Linked DNA regions of Homo sapiens: region 2 is linked to region 1. The links are chromatin loops, found by intact Hi-C in ENCODE. Cell type or tissue: CD4-positive, alpha-beta T cell. All regions are shown on one strand. Links, peaks and the distances in the headings refer to the core of each region. The heading gives the core; the rest is flanking DNA.

The links. Hi-C counts contacts between places; a loop is a spot of excess contacts. Peaks named below come from ENCODE experiments on the same cell type or tissue, not always from the same donor. Only the 100,000 strongest peaks of a DNase experiment are listed, where the experiment ranks them.
Region 2: a loop joins it to region 1, with 6 times the contacts of the local background. A loop is called at or near these places in 49 of 110 quality-filtered maps.

The regions. Positions count from the first base shown.
Region 1 is chr10:38,090,655-38,098,141 of GRCh38, reverse strand. It overlaps ZNF37A (zinc finger protein 37A), which reads right to left and starts at 3,805. Exons shown (of 8, transcript NM_001324250.3): 1 at 3,652-3,805; 2 at 2,918-3,211; 3 at 2,513-2,604; 4 at 2,338-2,398; 5 at 1,510-1,568. The coding sequence starts at 1,524. It also overlaps the pseudogene FXYD6P2. RefSeq lists an enhancer at 3,662-3,851. In CD4-positive, alpha-beta T cell, for the core only: no CTCF peak of the experiment used is centred there; DNase peaks (open chromatin) are centred at 3,331 and 3,851; H3K4me3 peaks cover 1,885 bases; H3K27ac peaks cover 418 bases.
Region 2 is chr10:37,853,643-37,861,129 of GRCh38, reverse strand. It overlaps ZNF248 (zinc finger protein 248), which reads left to right and starts at 3,520. Exons shown (of 6, transcript NM_021045.3): 1 at 3,520-3,945; 2 at 4,598-4,695; 3 at 4,793-4,834. The coding sequence starts at 4,820. ZNF248-AS1 (ZNF248 antisense RNA 1) reads right to left here and starts at 3,381. Exons shown (of 2, transcript NR_186559.1): 1 at 2,629-3,381; 2 at 464-2,052. RefSeq lists silencers at 3,028-3,577, 3,274-3,650 and an enhancer at 3,968-4,027. In CD4-positive, alpha-beta T cell, for the core only: no CTCF peak of the experiment used is centred there; DNase peaks (open chromatin) are centred at 2,999, 3,459 and 4,089; H3K4me3 peaks cover 1,992 bases; H3K27ac peaks cover 1,461 bases.

The sequences.
Region 1 (7,487 bases), core at 1,748-5,747:
GATATACAACTACAACATAAATGGGTCTTGAAAACATTATTCTAAGTGAGAGATCAGACACAAAAGGCTACAAATTGTATGATTCCATTTGTATGCCATATCTAAAACAGGCATATCTATAAAGACAGGAGATTATTGGTTGCTAGGGGCTGGAGCAGAGGGGAAAAAGGGAGCAACTGCTTATTAAGTTACAACACTGCTTATTAAGGGTACTATGTTTCCTTTTGGTGTGATGAAAATATTCCAGAAATAAATGGTGGTTATGGTGGTACAACATTGTGAACGTACTAAAGTCATTGAATTCTATACTTTAAAATGGCTTAATTGTGAATTTCATGTGATGTGTATTTTACCATAATTTTTTTTTTAGGTAGAATCTCTTGAAAGTTATTGCAAATATTCCAGTTCTGCCCAGTCTCTAGGGCTGTCACAAAGCCTGCCACATCCTAACAACCCATGATCACCCTAGCCTACCAGGACTGTTTCTTTAAACAACCATAAGTCCTAATGCTACACAATTCATGTGATTTTTTTTTTTTTTTTTTTTTTTTTTTTTTTGAGACAGAGTCTCACTCTGTCACCCAGGCTGGAGTGCAGTGGTGCAATCTCAATCTCGGCTCACTGCACCCTCCGCCTCCTGGGTTCAAGCGATTCTCCTGCCTCAGCCTCCTGACTAGCTGGGATTACAGGTGCACGCCAACATGCCAAGCTAATTTTTGTATTTTTAGTAGAGACGGGGTTTCACCATGTTGGTCAGGCTGGTCTCGGACTCCTGACCTCATGATCCACCCACCTCGCCCTCCCAAAGTGTTGGGATTATAGGCATGAGCCACCTAGCCCGGCCTATTTGAATTTTTTAATCACATACTTTCTCTTGATATCGCTTAAGTTTTCCCCTGGACTGCACATGAATTATTCACTTCGTTGTACTACTTTTTCATGTAACTGCAAGATTGTCATCAGAAGTTTCACAGTGTCACCTAATAAAGCCCATTGACAAACTGTTTTATGTTCCAGTTTCACAACTCTGTGAGATCACAAGATCTGCATTCACTTACATGACATTTTTGTTTTACTCTTCATCAACTCTTTATCAGAAATCAGCAAACATTTTCTGTAAAGGGTCTCACAGTAAATATTTTAGGCTTGTGGGCCATTACAGTCTCTGCTGCAACCAGTCAACTCTGCCCTCATAGTATGAAAGTACCAACAGACAACACATAAATACATGAGTATAGCTGAGTCCCAATAAAACTTTATATATAATGAAATCTGAATTTCATATAATTCTTGTTTTTTTTCCCTCAGCCACCTAAAAATATAAAAACCATCCTTCGTTTGTGGACCATAAAAAAACATGCGGCAGGCTGCATTTGACCCATGAAATGTAATGTGACCTCTCCTCTATATTTTCCCTGATGTTATTTCTACTTTCATATGAATGTATAGACATTTTTTAAACCTCAATAATTACTTTTAAGCAAAACGGTGAAAAAATAAACAACTTACCTGGGATGTGATCATCTTCCACTGGTGTTGGAAGAGCAGAGCAAACTGTGAGGGTGTAGCTGAGAAATAAGAAAAGATCATGAGTGATGTCACTTGCCTTAAAAGGTCCACTTCGCAGCCGGCAAAACATCTCTGAAAGGGAGATACTCACACGCCCATGCATGACTCTGGCATGATTATGTACTGCTTGGACTCATTAGTTTTCAAATGTAAAAACGTTTGTTTTCTACTGACTTAAAAACAATTTATGCTGTACTCTAACAGAGTATGCAAACCGATATATTAAACTAATTAAGCAAGTTAGGAAAAGCCAAAGAGTGGAACATAATACTTTCATTAAAACTGATGCTAAACAAAAATACTCAGGTTTTAATCTTTATTACAAACCAGAGAATCCCAACAAGGTTTTGAAAAAAGCGATGTGGTATTTTTCAGCCCAGTTTTTTTTGTTTGTTTGTTTGCTTTTTTGAGACAGAGTCCTGCCCTGTTTGTTGCCCAGGCTGGAGTGCGATGGCATGATCTCGACTCACCGCAACCTCCTGCCTCAGCCTCCCAAGTCGCTGGGACTACAGGTGCGCACCACCACACCCGGCTAATTTTTTGCATTTTTAGTAGAGACGGGGTTTCACCATGTTGGCCAGGCTGGTCTCGAACTCCTGACCTCTTGATCCACCCCCCTCAGCCTCCCAAAGTGCTGGGATTACTGGCGTGAACCACCGTGCCCAGCCCAGCCCAGTTTTTTTGGAAGGAAAACGAACTTGCTCTAACTTGATTTGAGGTTCTCAAAACAATCTTTGGATTTAAAAAAGCAAACTGATTTTTACTTACTCTGTTGTCAACGCAGCAAACACCCTCCTGAGTCCTCAAGCGACTCTGTCTGTTCTTGACTCTGCCACAACAAAATGTGTCAATGTCATCAGTAACTTAACACGTTAAGCTCGTTTCCTGTCCACCCCACCCCATCCCATCTTTTAAATAAAGCGTAAATAGATAACTTACAGACCTTTCTCGCGGCTGTACCTCTGATTCTGTAAGATCAAGATGGGGGCATCCGTACATCTCTAGTTGTGCTGCAGTGCGCCAGCAGCTCAGCATCTAGAACGAGCGAGTAACGAATCCAGGCATGGAGGGTGCTGTCCTCCACTTGGCTGCTAAGCTCTTCCCTCCGCATGATGCCTTCACAACTCCCCAAGAAGCGGTGCTGTCTGCTCCTTCGGCCTTGCCCTCTTCTGCCCCCACATCTGAATGGGCACAAAGCTCCCAGCCTGTGGGGGTCTGGAAAGGACACAAATCGAGCCTCTGCTCCTCCCACCCGTGCTCTAGATCTCTAGTGAGGTGTCAGCCCAACGGGTTGGGTGTCCTCCTAGGAGGGCCCCTGGGCCCTCGCCCCCCACCCTTCCCTTCTTACCCCACAACAGCTGCTTTGCTCCAAGACAGCTGGGCCTAAGCCCTTTGGTTCGAATCCTCATTCAAGACAGAAAGCTCCTACATCTTCCTGTCACTTGAGCCATGAGCTGGACCCTCTGAAAATGCCCACTGGTGCTAATGGGGACACAGGCGAGGCTGGACAGTGCCGGAGGGCCTGGGGTGCCTCCCTCCGCGTGCGCGGCCTCACAGGTCAGTGGAAACAAGAAATTCCCCAATCCACAGCCACGATGACTTCAAAATACTTCCCGAAGACATCAGGCAATGAAGCTGCGACCTGCGAGGACACAGCAAGCCGAGTGACGCTGGCCAGAGGCTGGGTGTGGAGTCCGCGCCTGCAGGGTCCCTCCCCGCCCCGCGGGCGCTTCCCCCCACCCCATTCGCCTCGGCATCGCAGTGACACCGCGGCGACGCCGACCACAGGTGGTTGTGAGGACAGCGAGATTCTGAGGGGAAAGAATGAGAGAAGCGCGCATCTATTGGGCAGAAGGCCCGTTTCTGCGCCGTCCTGCGGAGGCCTCCGGGCATCCTTCACCTCAGGGAAGAGAAAATCCAACCTCACTTGTCACAGGCGCGGGACTTGCGCATTCCCTTTGGGAGCACAAGAACCGAGGCAGGATTCGGACCCAGGCCAGGCGGCAAAGGCGTTCCCTCTCTCCCACCCCCAGGCCGCGCGGAACCCCCAGTCCACCCTCGCCCCTGCCCTCCCTTACTCACCCTCCGCGTCCTCTACCCGGACGCCAGGAGATGCCGGGAGCCCTCCCCGTCAGAGTGCCGGGGAGAAAAACAAACCTGGAGCCATATGGCAGACATGCCCAGAAGGCCCGAAGCGGCTCCCGCGACGGGGGCCGAAAAGTGCACACTACATCTCCCACAAGTCCTCGCGCCGCTCCCTTAGAAAGTGCACGCTTCATTTCCCACAAGCCCTCGCGCCGCTCCCTTAGAAAGTGCAGACTACATTTCCCACAAGCCCTCGCGCCACTCCTTTTGAAAGGGCATGAGGTTTCAGCCGCATTGGGCAGTTAGTTCCCAGATGCGGCAAGTGCAGTACTGCAGTTTTATTCGTTAGCTGAAATAAATTATGAGTATTTAAATTACACAGCTTTCTCATGAATTACATCCCCCTGATGATTTGGCCGTCCTCAACACTTCCTCATTTGGCAGAATTCACGAGTGGAATTTCTCCAGACGAGGTCGGTTCCTGTGGCCCCGCGACGCTGCCGCAGCACCACCTACACTTGCGCCAGTGTGGAGAGCTTCACTTGCTCCTTTCTGGTCCATTGGACGCTAACCGTGAGAAAACACGCTGGACATGAGCATTACCAGCCTGTAAGCTGTCGTAAAGATAACTCGGAATTGCTCTTCAAATTTTATTTGTTAAACCACGTAATACCATCTTGCATGGCAAACATGCATTTTCCATTCTTCAGGAGTATGCAGGATCTCTTGATCACGATAACTTTTTAAAGTTCACAGGCAGAGGTAATACAGGAGTGGAAAACCAAAAACCGTAGGTTCTCACTTATAAGTGGGAGCTAAGCTATGAGTACGCAGAGGCATACAGAGTGATATAATGGACTTTAGAGACTCAGAAGGGGCTGGTAGGAAGGAGGCCGGAGGTTAAAAAAACTACACATGGCCAGGCGCGGTGGCTCACGCCTGTAGTCTCAGCACTTTGGGAGGCGGAGGCGGGTGGATCACGAAGTCAGGAGTTCAAGACCAGCCTAGGTAACACGGTGAAACCCCGTCTCCACTAAAACTACAAAATTAGCTGGGCGTGGTGGCACACACCTGCAGTCCCAGCTATTTGGGAGGCTGAGGCAGGGGAATCCCTTGAACTCGAGAGGTGGAGGTTGTAGTGAGCTGAAATCGCGCCATTGCACTTCAGCTTGGGCAACAAGAGCAAAACTCCATCTCAAAAATGAAAAAAAAAAAACTATACATTAGGTACAGTGTACACTACTCAGGTGACAGGTGCACTAAAATCTCAGAATCCACCACTTTATAATTCATCCATAACCAAAAACCACTTGTACTCCAAAAGCTATTGAAGTTTAAGTTAAAATAAAAATAAAAAATAAATGTCCACTGACCAAAAAAGAAGCATTTTTCTCCATTTCTATTCCCTTCTTTACCACCACTGATGATAATCCCACTTGTTCCCATGCTGGAAAAGCATTTAGTACCATCCATGTAAAAGAATCAAATTATTCAAGGGTTGAGATGCATTTCAGAAGACAGTCATGGTAAGTACAACAATGATTATCACTTCGAGACACAATTTATTTTCCTGCTCATAATGTTTTTTTTTTTTTTTTTTTTTTTTGAGATGGAGTCTGGCTCTGTAACCCAGGCTGGAGTGCAGTGACATGATCTCGGCTCACCGCAACCTCCGCCTCCTGGGTTCAAGCGACTCTCCTGCCTCAGCGTCCCAAGTAGCTGGGACTACAGGCTTGTGCCACCACACCCGGCTAATTTTTGTAATTTTAGTAGAGATCGGGTTTCACTGTGTTGGCCAGGCTGGTCTCGAACTCCTGACCTCGTGATCCGCCCGCTTCGGCCTCCCAAAGTGCTGGGATTACAGGCATGAGCCACTGCACCCAGCCTAATGCTTTTGCATTTTAAGAAACAGTCTTGACACTTGTGAATATTCCATTATTTCTTTTTTTTTTTTTTTTTAGACTGGATCTCATTCTGTCACCTGGGCTGCAGTGCAGTGCCAAGACCTCGGGTCACTGCAACCTCCGCCTCCCAGATTCAAGTGATTCTCCTGCCTCAGCCTCCCCAGTAGCTGGGATTACAGGCACATGCCACCACGCCCAGCTAATTTTTCCTGTTTTTAGTAGAGACTAGGTTTCACCATATTGACCAGGCTGGTCTCAAACTCCTGACCTCAATTGATCCATCCGCCTCAGCCTGCCAAAGTGCTGAGATTACAGATGTGAGCCACCTCTCCTGCCCTCCATTATTTCTTTAATGCATTCAGGTTCCATTATGCCATGGATTATTTCAGTAACATTGTTTGCTCTTCTTTCAATTTGCATAATCCTATCCCTAAAGAGATTGAAAACTAGGGACATGCCACTCTTAGGCTCCTTGGGACTCGACACATCCTCCTGGGATCATCTCAGGAAGGGGACTGGCTGTGCAGGCACCATGGAGGTGGTGCTGATATTCCTATGCAGCCTGTTGGCCCTCATTGTCATGGCCAGTGCAGCTGAGTAGGAGAAGGAAATTGACCATTTTCATTATGACTAACAGACCCTGAGGATTCAGGGGTTGGTATGTGCTGTGGTCCTCTTCTCCGTTGGGATCTTCCTTATCCTAGGTTGCAGATGCAAGTGGAGTTTCAATCAGAAGCCCGGGACCCCAGGGGAGGAGGAAGCCCAGGTGGAGAACCTCATCACTGCAAATGCAGCAAAACTCCAGAAAGCAGAGAGCTGAATGAAGTGCAGCCCTCCAGTGGGAAGCCTCCGGAACCTGAAGGCAGCTGCTTGAACTTTTAGATGCAAATATTGATGCTTAAGAAAACAGCCACTTCAGCAACAAATCTTTCCAGAAGAGAAGCCAAGAACTTTTTTGTCCTGCCATGCCCTTCCCTGTCCCCTCTAACACCATTCCTCCACCTGATGATCCAACTAATCTCTTGCCTCACCACTGCAGCCTGCAGGCTCCTCCAACTCGTGTTATGTGTCTGTGTGTGTGTTTGCTGACTATAGTGTTCATGGCTACTTGTTCATGGTGATTATAGTTAGTGAACTGTGGACTCACTTTCCTGGGCAGGGGCTGAGCCATGTGGCCGTCTGCTCCTCTCTGCCCCCCATCACCTCTCACTCCTGGGAGTCTGCTTTTTTCCCTGGAGAGTCTAGCTCCTTCCCTTTAGAGCATGGGCAGGAGTCTCCAGCTGTCTTGGGACCTGGGAAGGTTTGCACCACTTTCCTCATCTTTCTTCATGGAGTCTCTTCACTTCTTTTACAAGAACCTCACTTCCTTATCCCACTCCAACCCGTCTGTTCTGAAGATCAGCAATTGGAGATACAAAGCAAAGCAAGGAGTTTGTGAGCCCGGCATTACCTTCAGGAGGCTACTATACCCTTCCATGGTTATTTTTCTCCCTGGGGAAGCCCCAGGGAGCCCCATCTGCCCTGCCTTTCACATAGCACCCAGGGATTCCAGGCCCAGGGCTGCTGCTTTTTTTCTTTTTCTTTATTCAGACAGAGTCCCACTGTGTCACCCAAGCCGGAATGCAGTGGCACGATCTCAGCTCATGGCAACATGGGTTCAAGGGATTCTCATGCCTGGGCCTCCCGAGTAGCTGGGACTATAGGCACGCACCACCATGCCCAGCTAATTTTTGTATTTTTAGTAGAGATGGGGTTTTCCCTGGCCTCAAGCAATCCACCTGCCTAGGCCTCCCAAAATTCTGGGATTACAGGTGTCAGCCACCGTGCCCAGCCTGGGCCCAGGACTAATAATCTACACTTGGGGAATGTAGCCCCTGCATATCTTATCAGCAATAACCACAGGGGCTCTGGTGCCCCACCCATCTCCAA
Region 2 (7,487 bases), core at 1,320-5,319, 240 kb after region 1:
GAGTATTTACAGACAGAAAACAGAAGTGCTCTACAGAAACAGCTTGACTGGTTACAGCTCAACTTTGGCCTTATTTGGAAATGGTCTGATTAGTTGGCAGCCTGTAACTGGCTTTAGCTCAGCTTCTGTAACTGGCTGACTCAGCCAGCTATAAAAGTTTAACAAGCTATGCTTTGTTTGTTTACATACCAAGGTAGGTTGCAGTCCTTACATCGGCCCTAAAGGTAGGGAGGCAGCCTCAGGACAAATTTCAGTTAATTTAATACATGTAATCATGGTCAATTAACCAGTAAAAAGTCATGTTGATATCATGCCATCTGATATCACACTATGAGAAAGCCACAACCTGTTTGTGGGGTGCTTCCTAAAAACTCACAACCTCAGTCTAATCAGGAGAATGTTACCATGTGGGTTCTTCTTGGCTGCTGCCTAGAAAAAAGCCAATAAACTGAGAACGACAGGATTGCAGCAGAAAAAGAGTTTAATAATTGCAGGGTGGCCAAGCAAGTATAAGAGATAATTCTCAAATCTGCCTTCCTGAGAATTTGGAGGCTACAGTCTTTCAAGGATGAAAAACTTTGAACCTCTCTAGCCTCCTGCCCATCAGGAGGCTAGAGAATGGGGAATGGTGATTGGCTGGGTCAGGGATGAAATCATAGGGCTGTTGAAACTGTCTTCTTGTGTTGAATCGGTTCTTGAAGGGGGTCACAGGATCAACTGAGTCCATTTTTTGCTATGGGTTACTGGTCCCAGTGGCACCAGTTGGTCCATCAGAATGTAAAGTCTGAAAAATAACTCAAACACTAGTTTTAGGTTTTACAATAGTGACATTATCTATAGTGACAATTGGAGATGTTATAAATCTTGTGACCACTGGCTATGTGACTCTGGAGTAGTAAGCAGTTACAAAAAGGCAGATTATAAAAGCAAAAACTGGTTAGAGTTTATGCCTGCATCTTACAGAATTCAGGTTCCTACCAAAATTCTAAACTTGTGGACTTCCACTAGTTTTACAAAAACGGTTTTTGTCCCCAAACAAGGAGGGGGTTAGTTTCAGGAAGGGATCATTATCGTTCTTGTTTTAAAGTTAAACTATAGGCTGGGTGTGGTTGCTCATGCCTGTAATCCCAAGCACTTTGGGAAGCCAAGGTGGGAGGACTGAAGTCAAGAGAGCGTGCTTTCATCTTCATAGCAAGGTCATGAAAGACAAGGTAGGAGCAAGAAACTATTACAAACTGGCCAAGGCTAAGACATGACAAGTAAATGTACTGTGATACTGAGAGACAGGACTAGCTGGATTTCCTAGGCCGACTAAGAATCCCTAAGCTTAGCTGAGAAGTTGACTGCATCCACATTTAAACAAGGGGCTTGCACTTAGCTCACATCCGACCAATCAGGTAGTAAAGAGAACTAACTAAAATGCTAATTAGGCAAAAACAGTAGGTAAAGAAATAGCCAATCATCTATTGCCTAAGAGCACAGCGGGAGGGACAATGATCGGGATAGAAACCCAGGCATTGGAGCCGGCAACAGCTACCCACTTTGGGTCCCCTCCCTTTGCATGGGAGCTGTGTTTTCATTCTATTAAATCTTGCAACTGCACTCTCTTCTGGTCCGTGTTTGTTACGGCTTGAGCTGAGCTTTCGCTCGCTGTCCACCGCTGCTGTTTGCGGCCTTCGCAGACCCGCCGCTGACTTCCATCCCTCCGGATCTGGCAGGGTGTCCGCTGTGCTCCTGATCCAGCGAGGTGCCCATTGCTGCTCCCAAGTTGGGCTAAAGGCTTGCCATTGTTCCTGCACAGCTAAGTCCCAGGTTGGTCCTAATCGAGCTGAACACTAGTCACTGGGTTCCACAGTTCTCTTCCGTGACCCACGGCTTCTAATTGAGCTATAACACTCACCACATAGCCCAAAATTCCATTCCTTGTAATCCATGAGGCCAAGAACCCCAGGTCAGAGAACATGAGGCTTGCCCCCATCTCGGAAGCAGCCCACCACCATCTTGGGAGCTCTGGGAGCAAGGACCCCCGGTGACAATATCCTTGATTGGTTGCTGGAACAGAAAAAGGGCATTAGTGGAAGAACTGCTTAAGTCTGAATAAACTCTGCAGTTCAGTTAATAGTACTTGTACCTATGTTATTTTCTTAGTTTTGATAAATATACCATGGTCATGTAAAATACTAACACTAGTGGAATCTGGGTGAAAGGCATATAGGAACTATTTTGCAACTCTTCTGTAAATCTGAAATTATGAGCAAATGAAAAGTTTAAAAAAGTGGACAATGACCCAGGAGTTGATTTTTTAAATGAAAAGTTGTAACACACGCACATGCTCATAGTGTGCTGAAAATGCCAGATGTGCACGTAAAAGAATGTACGTGTAGTGTAGTTCTGGGTAAAGTATGGTTGGTTTTGGGAAATGAGTGCGTGCTTTCTTCTTCAAATTTGTTACTCAAACGGCTTTTTTTTTTTTAAACATATAAACAATTTTATGTTTGGGTCTTGAATTGCTAGCTTCTGTTTTTCCTTATTCCAGAGAATAACCATACTGGTCACAGATTTTAGTTTTCTCTTCCAGTCTTTCAGTTAAACGTTACCATGCATGATCGTGAATGAATTCAAGCACACCTTTCCTTCTCTTGGCTTGTGTCTAACAGGCACATTGATTTGATCCACAACCTCTGGGGACACTGACAGAATCCTGGTTCCAAGCAGGAGTGGGTAACTGAGACAGTAATCTCTCAACCCACTATACAAGGCTGTTTTGCAGGAGAGCCTTATGATGACCAGCATGATATATAATTGTGAGAAATATACTGAACAATTTATGTGTCAGACACCGGTTTAAATGCTTTTACAACGTAAGCGCCTCCAATTCTCATAAAACCCCTGCTAGGTAGGCACTATCAGCCTCATTTTACAACTGAGGGTTGCGGCCAGAGCTGACAGGCACCGTCTAGCGCCGCTTCCAAGCCCCGCATCGCATCCACCAGCCTAACTCGGGCGCTCGGCCTCTCCCTCTGCGCATGTGCATCCCCGCCTCCCGCTCCAGGCGAGTCCTTCCCTGGACTCCAGTCCCTTGTGGGAAACAATCCCTCGCCTCCGGAGGCGGCGAGGAGCGGCGGGTGAGCCCCGGAGCACTGGGCGAGGGCCAGGGGGTCCCCGCGCTGCCCTGAAGGCGGGCGGGCGGCGGCTAGACCTCGGCGGTGGGGAGGGACCCCTGGCGCCTGCGGCGACGGTGGGACGAGGGCGTCTCTGTCAGAAGGGGATGAGGTCTGGCGTGGGAACGCGAGTTCCGGGGCTCCCGGGGGTCCGTATGCGTCCAGTCCCTGCGCCTGGCGCTCAGCGAAGTCCTGTAGCACGGGGTAGGCAATGCGCACTGGCCCGAAGGGGAGGGAACTGGCTGCGGGGAGGGGACAGCACGCGCGTGCGTAGCGTGTGACGTTTGTTGTGCGCGTGCGCATGGCGTTTGATGTGTGCGTGTGCGCTTTTTGTGCCCTGAGCCCGCGGGGAGGAGGCGGGGCTGCGGGGGAGAGCGACTGCGCCAGGTCCGCGACAAATGAATTAGACACAATTATCCACGGGAGACTCGGTTTTCCTCTCTGTAAATTACGGATATTAGGAATACTTGCCGCCTGGGGTTGTTTTGAGCACTTTCATTGTTTAGGTGCTGTATTTATTGGGTGTGCGTTCCCTGGGAGAGCCCGAGGGAGACGGCTCCTGCACCGGCCCCAAGGGCCTCTCTGCCCGTGGAGTGCAGGAGCGAAGGGGCTGGCCTAGCTGACCACCAGGGCCCCTGCTGGCTCTGACCGCCCTCCTATCCCAAGTAATTATTTACACGTTTCGCGTTCGCTTATGTATTATGTGTAATCATGGCACAGTATCCTGAAGCCGTCGGAGTCTGTGTGCTGGTGCAAGGTCTGGGACAAATTTAAGAAGAGAGAGGTGAGCTGGAGCTGAGGGGTGGGCGCGCAGGCTAACAGGAACGTCACCTCTGGAGAGTCTGAGGGCAGGGACGGGTGAAAGGCTCACGGCCACAGCGAAAGAAATGCTGTTATCACCCCTCCGCGAACACCGGGCACATCCAGATGAGCTGCTGAGCTTCCTCCTCTCTTGGCCTGATATCCCCGCCGGATGGTAGTGCAGTCAGGTCATACTTGGGTTATCTGTTTTGACCTTATTTGAAAGATGGAAAAACAAAATTGAGTTTGAGGAGGTGAGTAGTTCAGATCTTGTCATTCCTTAGAGGCAGAACTGAGATTAGAAGTCAAGTCTGCAGTTTCCCGAGCCACTGCTGCCCATTTTGTTACTCTATATCACAGTTTCTCATTAAAAGATCCTTTTGAGGAATTGTTAGCAAGTTAGAACAAACATTTTTAAACTTGCATTTAACATCCTATCCCTTTTTTTAGAGGTCTTTTGCATTATCTAACCTCAGGGCATTAATGGTGTTAACAGGTAAACAGATAAACAATATGGCCTCAGTTTTTTTTTTTCCCTACAAGGAATTTTGACAAACCCATAGTGTTTTTTCCTTCAGATTACTGTTAACTTGTTAAACTCATCTTTTCATGTTTTTAATTTTTCTGTGTCACAGAACCTAAATTGGTAATAAATCAATAAGAAATATTTACATTCACTCAGTGAAAAGTGTCATGTCTGAGCTCAGCATATATCGGAGCCACACATGGACACGTAAGTATCTTGTGTGTGGACCTGTATAGGCAGGTGAATCTCCGAACTGCAAGGCCGGCGAAGGCTCTCCTGACATTCTTCCTTTCTAATCCTTCAGCTCTCCTTCCTCCACTAAGAGCGGAAAATGAACAAATCCCAGGTGAGATTCTTGTTTCTTTATTCCCAGTTTGTTTAAAAATGGATTTCTGAAGTTTATAAGGGTTTATGTTTTGAAAATGGAAAAATAGAAATAGGCAAAAATTGACATTAAGGGAAATAAAACTGAAGTAGCAAATCCAAAATAGTGCAGTTGGCAAATTAGATGCAGGATTTTTAATTTTGCAGAATTATCCAAGTTATTGTAATATTATCTCTAATTGTTCTAGTAACAATTCTGAAATAAATGCAGTAAATTGTCTATAAGTATTTCTTTGTAGAAACAAAGAACACAGTTACAGAGCAGAACTCAGTGCATATGCTTTTCAGGAGAACAAACGCTGAGGTTTGATGGTCCTGTTTGATCCAGGAATAAAACCTTGACGATGTGGAGGAATGGAGGGACTGCATGTCCTCAAAACAGTTTTCCCTAACTGTTTGTGTCAGCTCGTTCTTATTTCTAGGTTGAATCACTGACAGTTCCGACTTGTTTCTGTGTTTCTCATTTATGTTTCAATCTGATGAATGCAACCTTATTCCCTCACCTAAACTCACCTGAATCAGTTCTGGCAAAGGCCACCAAATCATAGTCAAGGCTAGTGCATGTTTTTGCCTTTGCATTACTTGCCTGGTCTGCTGCATATATTGTTAACCATGGTCTTTGTTTGGAGAGTCTCCTCTGTTGGTGTCTGTAATGCCACCCTCTGAGCTGTCCTTTCCTAACTTTGATTCCCTCCCTAGTCCTCATGAAGGCATCTTTTCTTTTTGCTCCAGGCATTGCTTATGCGTGCATTTCCATCCTTAGCCTACTTAGGTTCTTCTCGGTCTGTTTTTCCTGACTGGTTTCATTTTTTTTCCTTAATAAAGTGCTTTTGAATTAATAATACATTAATGTAATAATACATTACTTTTACTTTTTTAAAAGTATAAGTGATAACAAAAGATGTACATATATATTCACACTCCCTTCCTCTGTTCATGCAGTTTCTCCAGGTAGGGTGACATTTAATCATTAAAACCGAGACATTTTCACTGAGAGTGAAAGAGGTTCTATAAATAATTATGCTGAGACAACTGGCATATATTGGGACAGTCCCAGACTTACTGGAATGTATGGTCAACCTACCAAAGATGTCTATTTTTTTTCTAGTTTTTGGTTTACTTTGCCAGTGTTTCTTTATCCAGTTTAAAGAAAATATGTATGTATATTCTTATTTGCTTCCTCAGTTTACTTAAAAAGGAATCTGTTATCTCTAGGGCTTATCAAACTTATATGTGATTGTGCATTCCTGGCATCTTTTTAACATGCAGGTTCTGATTTAGTAGCTGTGGATGGGGTCCTTTATTCTGAAGTTCTGATAAACCTCCAGCTTAAGCTGATTCTGATGGTTGACTTACACACTATTTTCCATTATTCCTTTTTCACTTAACAGCATACAGATGTTTCTCTGACAGAACATGAATAGCATTTTCTCTCTTTGTCACAATTGCCTAGTAATTCAAGTCCATAGTTCATTAAACTACTTCCAGCTGTTTGCTATGACAAACCATGTGGTAATGAATAACCTTGTACATTTATAATTTTGTGTGTATATGTTTATATATTAGATGAATTCCCAGAACTTGATCAGCTTAGTGGGAATGCCTGTCCTAGAGATAGTATTATTTTGTTTTCCCATTGGCAATGCATGGGAATGCTTATTTCTTCACAGCTCCTCCCATAGAATATGTGGTTCAACTTTTGGATTTGGGGCAACCGATAGGTAAAAAGTGGTATTTCATATAGTTTGCATCTGCGATTTTCTTCACTGAGTGAGGTTGAATACGTTTTCGTGTGTCTAAGGGTGTCTTATATTTATTTTTCTATGAACTTAACTGTTAGTATCTTTTGCCTATTTTTCTTTTGGGTTGTCTGGTCTTTTTTCCCCCCCAGTGTCTTTTACCCTTGTGTATTATATGAGTTGCAAGCCATTATTTTTTGGTATATCATTTGTCTTTTGATAATTGTTCATGGTGTTTTTCCCTATGCAGAAATATTTGGTTATTTTTGTTGTCCAGTTTATTAATCTTTTCCTTATGGTTTTGGACTGATAGCATTTGGAGACATAGTTAGAAAGTCCTTCCCACTTGATTATAAAGAATCTGCCCATGTATTCTAATACTTTTATGCATTTTATGTTTAAATCTTTAATCCATTTGGAGTTTACTTGTATGTAGAAACTTAATTAAATTACTACAGTATCATTCCATTTACTCCACCCCCCGATGTGTGCTGTTGTTTTGATGCTTTCTTCTCCTTGTGTTCTGAACCCCACAAGGTATCTTTAGTATTACGACTTTAGAGAGTGGGTAGGCTTTCGTATTTACTGAAATAATTGCCCTTTACTGTGCTTTTTCTTCCCTTTTGCAATATCATGCTTCATCTACAGTTATTTGCCTTTACCCCAAAGAAGTTTTATTGTTTCTTGTGCAGATCTTTTGGTGACAGATTCGTCATTTTTTTTTGTTTAAAGATGTCTGTGTTTCTTCATTTTGAAGGATATTTTCACTAAAGACAGAATTCTGGAGTGAGAGCTTTTTTTTTCTTTTCTTTTTAGCACTTTAAAAATACCATTCCGGTGGCCGGGCACCGTGGCTCCTGCCTGTAATCCCAGCAC